Regions from separate parts of the Homo sapiens genome. Here region 1 is linked to region 2. A link is an interaction called in ENCODE POLR2A ChIA-PET data of the cell type or tissue named here. Cell type or tissue: GM12878. All regions are shown on one strand.

What was found. ChIA-PET counts read pairs that join two places held together with the same protein. Peaks named below come from ENCODE experiments on the same cell type or tissue, not always from the same donor. Only the 100,000 strongest peaks of a DNase experiment are listed, where the experiment ranks them.
Region 1: POLR2A ChIA-PET joins it to region 2 with 8 read pairs; 19 of 35 experiments call an interaction of 5 or more read pairs at or near these places.

The regions. Positions count from the first base shown.
Region 1 is chr22:41,839,461-41,843,460 of GRCh38, reverse strand. All of the region lies in intron 1 of SREBF2 (sterol regulatory element binding transcription factor 2), which reads right to left. Among named protein-coding and RNA genes, the nearest start is that of SREBF2-AS1, 6.8 kb to the right of the region's middle. In GM12878, no CTCF peak of the experiment used is centred here; no DNase peak of the experiment used is centred here; H3K4me3 peaks cover 1,614 bases; H3K27ac peaks cover 550 bases.
Region 2 is chr22:41,917,737-41,921,736 of GRCh38, reverse strand. It overlaps LOC124905125 (a long non-coding RNA gene), which reads left to right and starts at 3,075. Exons shown (of 2, transcript XR_007068113.1): 1 at 3,075-4,000. RefSeq lists enhancers at 998-1,067, 1,148-1,227, 2,180-2,683, 3,798-3,887, 3,898-4,000 and a silencer at 1,668-2,137. In GM12878, no CTCF peak of the experiment used is centred here; DNase peaks (open chromatin) are centred at 1,246, 1,696 and 2,347; H3K4me3 peaks cover 3,321 bases; H3K27ac peaks cover 3,519 bases.

The DNA.
Region 1 (4,000 bases), 78 kb after region 2:
TGAGACGAATGTAGGTTAAGGCATGGAACGGTGCCTGGCACCCAAGGCCATACACATTCTGTGAGAACAAGGAACTTGTTTATTTGCCAGCACTGAACCTGGAGCCCAGTACAAAACAGGCCTACATAAAGTTTTGAACTGCATAGTGGGTGCTGCCTACACAGTGATTTCAAAACCTGGTGAACGATCAAAAAGTAGAGGTGACTACGGAAACAGTCAATAACTAATAAAGAACAGGATGAGTCACGTTCACTTAGAGAACATCAATGCATCTCAATGTATCTATCTGGGATCAAGATGAAATGGTCTTGTATTCATTATCAAATAAAGTCATGTGTCACTTGACAACAGGATTCATTCTGAGAAATGTGTCATTAGGCAACTGCTTCATTGTGCAAACATCACAGAGTATACTTACACACACCTAGATGGTATGGCAATAGCTCCATTATAATCTTTTTTTTTTTTTTGAGACGGACGTCTCGCTCTGGTGTCCCAGCTAGAATACAGTGGTGCGATTTCAGCTCACTGCAACCTCCACCTCCTGGATTCAAGCGATTCTCCTGCCTCAGCCTCCCACGTAGCTGGGATTACAGGCTCATGCCACCACGCCCGGCTAATTTTTTGTATTTTTTAGTCGAGACAGGGTTTCACCATGTTAGCCAGGATGGTCTTGATCTCCTGACCCCATGATTCACCCGGCTCGGCCTCCCCAAGTGCTGGGATTATAGGCATGAGCCACTGTGACCAGCCCCTCTTATGTTTTACCTAACTGGATTCTTGCGACAACTATGTCGGAGACAGCACCACCCTGGCTTTGATCCAACAATCCCACTTCTGGTAACCGCTCCTGCCTCTAGACTTGCACATGTGTGAAAGGAAGAATTTACAAAGCTATTCGCAGCATTGTTTTTAATAGCAGAAGACTGAAAATACCTTCAGATGTCCATCAAAAAAGGACTGGATGAATAAATTACAGGGCATCATCAAATGGAAAACCATGCAGCAGTGAAAAAGTCTGGGATGATCTATAAGATACATTGGTAAGCAGAAAGGAAAAGGCAAGGCACAGAAGAACAGGGCTTATAGCATGCTAACTTTTTCAGTCAAAAAGGAAAGCAAAGCAAAAACTAAAATCAATATTTGTTATTAGCTTCTTTTGTAATAACAAATACATTTTGAAGCAGGTAAAAGAAACTAAAAATTTAATTACTTGTGAGGGAGCGGTGGGACTACGCAGATAGTGGGTAGGGCCGGGAGCAAGACTTTTCATAGTACCTTTTTATGTATTTTATTTTGATTCATATGAATGTACTATCTTTTAAAAAAATAAAAATATTTCCAAGTTGTAATTCCCAATCACCATAGTAATTTGCAGCACTGGAAATGTTTTTAAAATGAAAGGGCTACAGCTGATAGTGTGTTACCCAGCTGAACTTGAAGACTCCTCTTTGGAAGATACACGCCCATGAACAAACTCCCAAGTGACTTGTTCACAAGTATTCAGAACAGTGCTTATGTTAAGAAAAAACTGCAAATGATGAAAATGTTCAACAGGTACACAGGTGTGCAAGGGTTTGCCTATTCAGATGGATCACATTAGATTATATGGCTATTACACCTCAACTACTTCAACATACAGCAATCCCTATGTGAAAACACTGTGATATGTACGCAGATAAGCAATGTTCAGACGAGAATCCAGAAGGATACGGACAATTTGATATTTGCAAAGTTCTAATTGAATAAAACTGCTTGAGAATTTCCTTTTTTTAATTACAAATTTGAGGAGTGAAATGATCTAGTTGAGAAAGAAGCAAAAATATATATTTTTTAAAATGCCAAAATATGAACTGAATATGAGAGCTACATAAAAGCCTATTCAATGAGAGGCAAGCAGCATTCAAGAACATTAGGCCAAAGGCCTGGGTGTGAATGTGGGGAATGTTTGTCAAGGGCGAGGCCAAATAGACAGAGGAGGGAGGAGAAACCCAAAGGGACTCTAGTGCCGTGATCTGAGCAACCTCCAAAAACATATCCCAGGAAATGTAACTGGATGAGACCAGGAGACAAAAATGGGTGGAAAATAAATAAGCTGTGGACAACAGCAGCTCTTTCAACCCAAACGTTAGCAACCCTCATATATACTCCAGTGTCAAAACATACCTTATGTCTTTAAAAAGGTACAAAAGGGATGAAAAGCAGATCTGTGCTTCATCTCACTGAGCAGTTTTTCCAAAGCATCCCTCCCTGGAGAAATGTGAAGTCAGTTTCCACTCTTCTCCCACCTCCACCTCCTAGGGGTGTGCTGACCACAACCATCCCCAACACTCACTCCTAGCTCAGCCAGTTGGCCACTCCAACTTTCCCAATGGTGTGAACACCCAGACTGAACTTGAGGTGCTTTCCTTCCCTCATTAGACACACCTTTACAGAGTGCCTATTCAGTGCCAGGTACTGCATGCAGGATACTCTGCCAAAGATGAAACTGGGTGTCTGCAGAGAGAAGCAAGCAGAGGCCCAAATCAGTGCCATGGAAAGGCTCAGGTACTGGAAGTTCCTCTGCAGGCTCAGGTGACAAGGAGGCTGATGGCAGGGGGACTGCATGAATTCAGGTATCAGACACAGCTCTCCAGAGCCCCAACAAGTTGGGACAGTGACTGTCGGCCCAGTCACATCAAGGCACGTTGTCATGGAATTCAGAACATAAAGACAGGATCCCAAAAGCTTCCAGAGAAGAAAACAGGTCACACAAAGGATCAAGAATGGAAATGGCATCAGATTTCTCTACTAGAAGCAAGAAGATAATCAGACAATGCCTTCAAAATTCTGACATAAAACTCTGTCCAACCTAAAATTCTAAACTCAGCCAAACTACCAAAGTGGAATGAGGTTGGTAGAAAGATGTTTTTAGACAGGCAAGGCCTCGAAGAGTTACCTAAATGTACTCTTTCTCAGGAAGCCACTGGAGGATGTGCTCCACTAAAATAAGTGAGTAAAAATCAAGAACTGGGAAAGAAGAGCTTCAACATTGCCCCCAAGGGTGATGGTTAGGGGTTGTCCCAAGATAAGTGAAGGGAGAGCAGACCTAAACCATAGCCATCAGATGGGACAGGAAAGAAAGGAACTGACCACCACATTGCAAGTTTCTGTCACAAGATTTAGGGCAAATTAGTTACAGGAACATAGAAACTAAGCATGTGGGCCGGGCGCGGTGGCTCACGTCTGTAATCCCAGCACTTTGGGAGACCGAGTCGGGTGGATCACAAGGACAGGAGTTCAAGACCAGCCTGGCCAAGATGGTGAAACCCCGTCTCTACTAAAAATACAAAAAATTAGCTGGGTGTGGAGGTGGGTGCCTATAATCCCAGCTACTTGGGAGGCTGAGGCAGAGAACTGCCTGAACCCAGGAGGCAGAGGCTGCAGTGAGCTGAGACCGCGCCACTGCACTTCAGCCTGGGCGACAGAGTGAGACTCCGTCTCAAAAAAAAAAAAAAAAAAAAAGAAACTAAGCATGTGAATAAATGGGACTATTTATTATAAGCTCTTGGAAAACATAAACAACAAAAAATGTAGAAGATCTACCCAAGAGAAATGAACATATATGTCCACACAGCAACTTGTACACAAGTTTGTAGCAGCTTCATTCATAATGTAGCCAGAGTGGAAACGGCCCAAATGTCCACCAACTGAAGAGTAGATAAAACAGAATGCGGTGTGTCCATGCAATGGAACACTACACTGCAACATGATGAACCTAAGCAATATTATGCTACCTGTCTGATTCCATTTATGAGTTGTCCAGAACAGGCAAACTCATCAAGACAGAAAGTAGATCAGCTCATTGAAAAAATTATTCTACTTTCTCCAAAGAGAACTACTTGCTTCCACCTGCCCATCTCCCACTCACCCCTGCTTCCTTTCTGCCTTGGATTCCCTCATCTGACTGTTCTGGCAAGGTTTGGCCTCCTAATACCAAGTCCCACGACTCCTTGCATGG
Region 2 (4,000 bases):
TACTTTTAGTAGAGATGAGGTTTCTCCATGTTGGCCAGGCTGGTCTCAAACTCCCGACCTCAGGTGATCTGCCCGCCTTGGCCTCCCAAAGTGCTGGGATTACAGGCATGAGCCACCGCGCCCAGCCAGCCTTGACCTTTTTGTTTTGTTTTTTTTTTTGAGACGGAGTCTCGCTCTGTCGCCCAGGTTGGGGTGCAGTGGTGCAATCTCGGCTCACTGCAAACTCTGCCTCCCGGGTTCACGCCATTCTCCTGCCTCAGCCTCCTGAGTAGCTGGGACTACAGGCGCCCGCCACCACGCCTGGCTAATTTTTTTGTATTTTTAGTAGAGACAGGGTTTCACCATATTAGCCAGGATGGTCTCGATCTCCTGACCTCATGATCCGTCCACCTCGGCCTCCCAAAGTGCTGGGATTACAGGCGTGAGCCATCGTGCCCGGCCCAGCCTTGACCTTTTTAAAGGTCCCTGTTGGTCCAAATTTTCTCCTGAAAATCTAGACCATTTCACATCCATGAGGAGGGATTATATGGTCCAGTTTGCAGATAGGAAAAGAGAGGCCCTGTGAGGTAATGGGATCCGGCCCAAGATACAACAGGTGGGTGGTGGAGCTGGGCGAACCCTGGGCTCCTGCGCTTGGCGGCCATGCCTGCCCAGCAGAATGTCATTGGCCCGGACCCCCTCCTTGGGAGCGGAGAACTCGGGGACTGATGCCAGGCCCCACTCCCTGGTTTCATCACTACTCAGATTTTCTCCCCAACTGTTCTCTCATTTTGATAAGAGGGATCCCAGACAGACTCTGGAAGCGCCGTTTTGCGGGTGGGAACTGAAGGGAAAAGGCCTCTCTCTGAGCCTGTGTTTCGGGCCAGCTTTTCCTGAAGGAGGGTCTGATTCCCACCAGGTCCCCAGGGCCCTGGCCGGTGGGGGCAGGCCTGGCTGAAGTCTCGCTTCCTCCTGGGGCTTCCTGCAGGCCCCTTTCACTTCCTGCCTGGTAGCCAGAGGCTGGGGGCTCCAGGAGGGGTTGTGGAGGCCCAGCTGGTGAGGCCAGGGAGGAAGGCCTGACCCCCCACTTTCGTTTCAGCAGGGATGGCTCAACACAGCACTATCCCTGCAAGCTGGTAGCATCTCACTGGGCCTCAACTCTCTGGGCCCCTCTTCCCATCTGCAAAATGGGGCTCTTGAGGCCCACCTAGCTGTCCTTGGAGATTGAAGAGGTCCTGTGGCATGTAGGGACAGAGGGACCCCTGCTAGAGCCAGGGAACGCCCCCAGCAGGGAGGTGTGAGCAGGCCTGGTCCTGCCCTCATGACCCGAGGGTGGGGAGAGAATGGGGGTGCGGTAGAAACGACTGCCCCAAATAGCGGAATAGCGGGGCAGAGTCGGGGAGCAACCGGGAGGAGAGAGATGCCAGAGTTCCCCGCCCCTACGCTTTCCTCCCGGGACTCCGAAGGGCGCTCAGTGGTTGGCGTGGGGGACGGGGGGAGGGACGCTACTGGGGTCCCGGGACCCAGAGGAACCTTGGGCATCTCTCCACTCCCCTAGGCTGCGGATAATCTGGGATCCAGGCCCGAATCCAGCGACTTCGGGGCAAGCGAGTCTCTGCGCGGCTTCCGCCGTCAGCCCCGGCCACCACCGGCCCCGGGAGATTTGGACGTGGGGCGGGGGTAGGGGGTGCTGCCAAGGGGCGGGGTCAAGAAGAGAGGCGGGGCTGAGGGACCCCCAAGCCTCAAGGTGGCCGGAAAGGGGCGGGGCCAGCGGCATGCCTAAGGGGTGGAGTCAAGGCCAAGGGGCGAGGAAAAAGCTTGGGACCGGATAAGGGGCGGGACCAAGGCCAAGGGCGCCTGCTTCGGGCTCCCGACCTCTGCGCCCTCGGGAGTCCGGGTCCTCACGCGCATCCCGAGCCCTGGGGGCCTGGATGCGGCCCACGGCCCCGACTCAAGGGCGAGGCTCAGGGGGGAGGGCGCAAGACGCCTCCGCACAGAACTGTGACCGAGGAGCAGGGGGGCTGCCGGGGAGGGCGCACCTGTCCCCGTGCACGCGCTGTGGCCTCCGTGGAGCTCTGTCCTCTCTTGGTTCCCGCGCTAAGGTCTCGGTGTCCGCTCCGGATTCGCACGTACACTGAGGGCTTTGGAGCCTCCCAGTCCCGCCGCTCCCTGGCGACCTCAGGAGCCCGGGCGCCCCCTCCCTCCCACGGGCAGCTGGAGCCTGAGTCAGAGTTGCCTCGCGGGAGACAAAGACAGCCGTGGGCCCTCCCTCCAGAACCCCTCCTGGTATCGGCATTTGCACCAGCAGGGAGCCCAGAGTCCCCAAGAGCCTCTGCTTCTTGGGTAACTGCATCATTGAGGAAATGGAAGTGAAATTAGCTTAGGAATGAGGCCTTGGAGGCTTGTGGGTGGCATCCGCGGTCACGGTCTTCTCAGCCTGGCTTCAGTGTCTCTGGGGCCCACTGCTTCTCCCTGTAACCCTGCCGAAATGCTGGTAGCCCATCTTGCAGATGACAAAACTGAGGCCTAGAAAGGTTGAATGGCCCTGAAGAGCAGGAATTCCAACCCGGTCAGCCTGGCTCCAAAATAAAGGATAAAGGCTGGGCGCAGTGGCTCGCACCTGTAATCCCAGCACTTTGGGAAGCCAAAGCGGGCCGATAACTTGAAGTCAGGAGTTCGAGACCAGCCCTGCCAACATGGTGAAACCCCCGTCTCTACTAAAAATACAAAAATTAGGCCGGGCCCCGTGGCTCACGCCTGTAATCCCAGAATTTTGGGAGGCCGAGGCGGGCGGATCACCTGAGGTCAGGAGTTCGCGACCCGCCTGATCAATACGGTGAAACCCTGTCTCTACTAAAAATTACAAAAATTAGCCAGGCGTGGTGGCGTGCACCTGTAATCTCAGCAACTCCGGAGGCTGAGGCAGGAGAATCGCTTGAACCTGGGAGGCGGAGGTTGGAGTGAGCCAAGATCGCGCCACTGGACTCCAGCTGGGCGACAGTGTGAGACTCCGTCTCAAAACAAAACAAAACAAAAATTAGCCAGGCATGGTGGCGGGTCCTTATAAATCCCAGCTACTCGGGAGGCTGAGGCAGGAGAATTGGTTGAATCCAGGAGGCAGAGGTTGCAGTGAGCCGAGATCACACCACTGCACTCCAGCCTGGGCAACACAGAGAGACTCCGTTTCATAAATAAATAAATAAAACCTAGAAACTCTGGGCATGTGGGGCTGGAAAGGGGTTCCAGGAAGAGAGGGCAGCCTGCGTGACCAGACAGGGGGCAAATGAGCCTGGGTCAGGTGTTGGCAAGGGCCCTGTCGTGGGGTAGGAGTGCCTCCCGGGTGTGCTGAACTGGCCAGAATGTGGATTCGGGACTCATAGTGCAGGTTCCAGGCCAGACCCTGCCCTTCCTGGCTGTGTGCCAGTCACAGCAAGTCACTTCCTCTCTCTGAGTCTTGAGTTTCTCTCTAGGAAATCCCAAACCTTTCCCAGGGCTCAGCAGAGCTGGCAGACTGGTCACCCACCACCTAAAATGGGGACACTGAGGCCCAGCACAGGCTGTTTGTCATGTCCACACCTCTCAGGGCCCCCAGCCTTCCCCAGCCAGAACTGAGCACCAGGTGAGGGCTGGACATGGAGGAAGGCCGTTCGTGCACAGGAGCATGTATGCTGACAAACACGTGTGCACACACATGCCCACCGTGCAGGGAAGGCCCTCATAGTCATGCTAGCCCCAGACATGCACACTCTTGCTGTCACCCAAACACGCGCAGACACCCGCACACTCGAGCTGCCAGCATTGGGAGCTGGGGGCGGGGCGGGTGCCCTTCAGGAGCAGGGACTCGGCTCCTCTGCCCGCCCCGCGGGGCTTGCTGCAGATGCCAGGGGTTATTTTAAGCCTGGATCAATGGATGAGTTTTGGTGACACAGGCTTAGTGGTAGTGGAGGGGGGCAGGCAGAAGAGATAAGGGGTGGCTGCCCTGGAGCCTTGATGGGGTGAGAGACCCCGGGGTCCAGGGCAA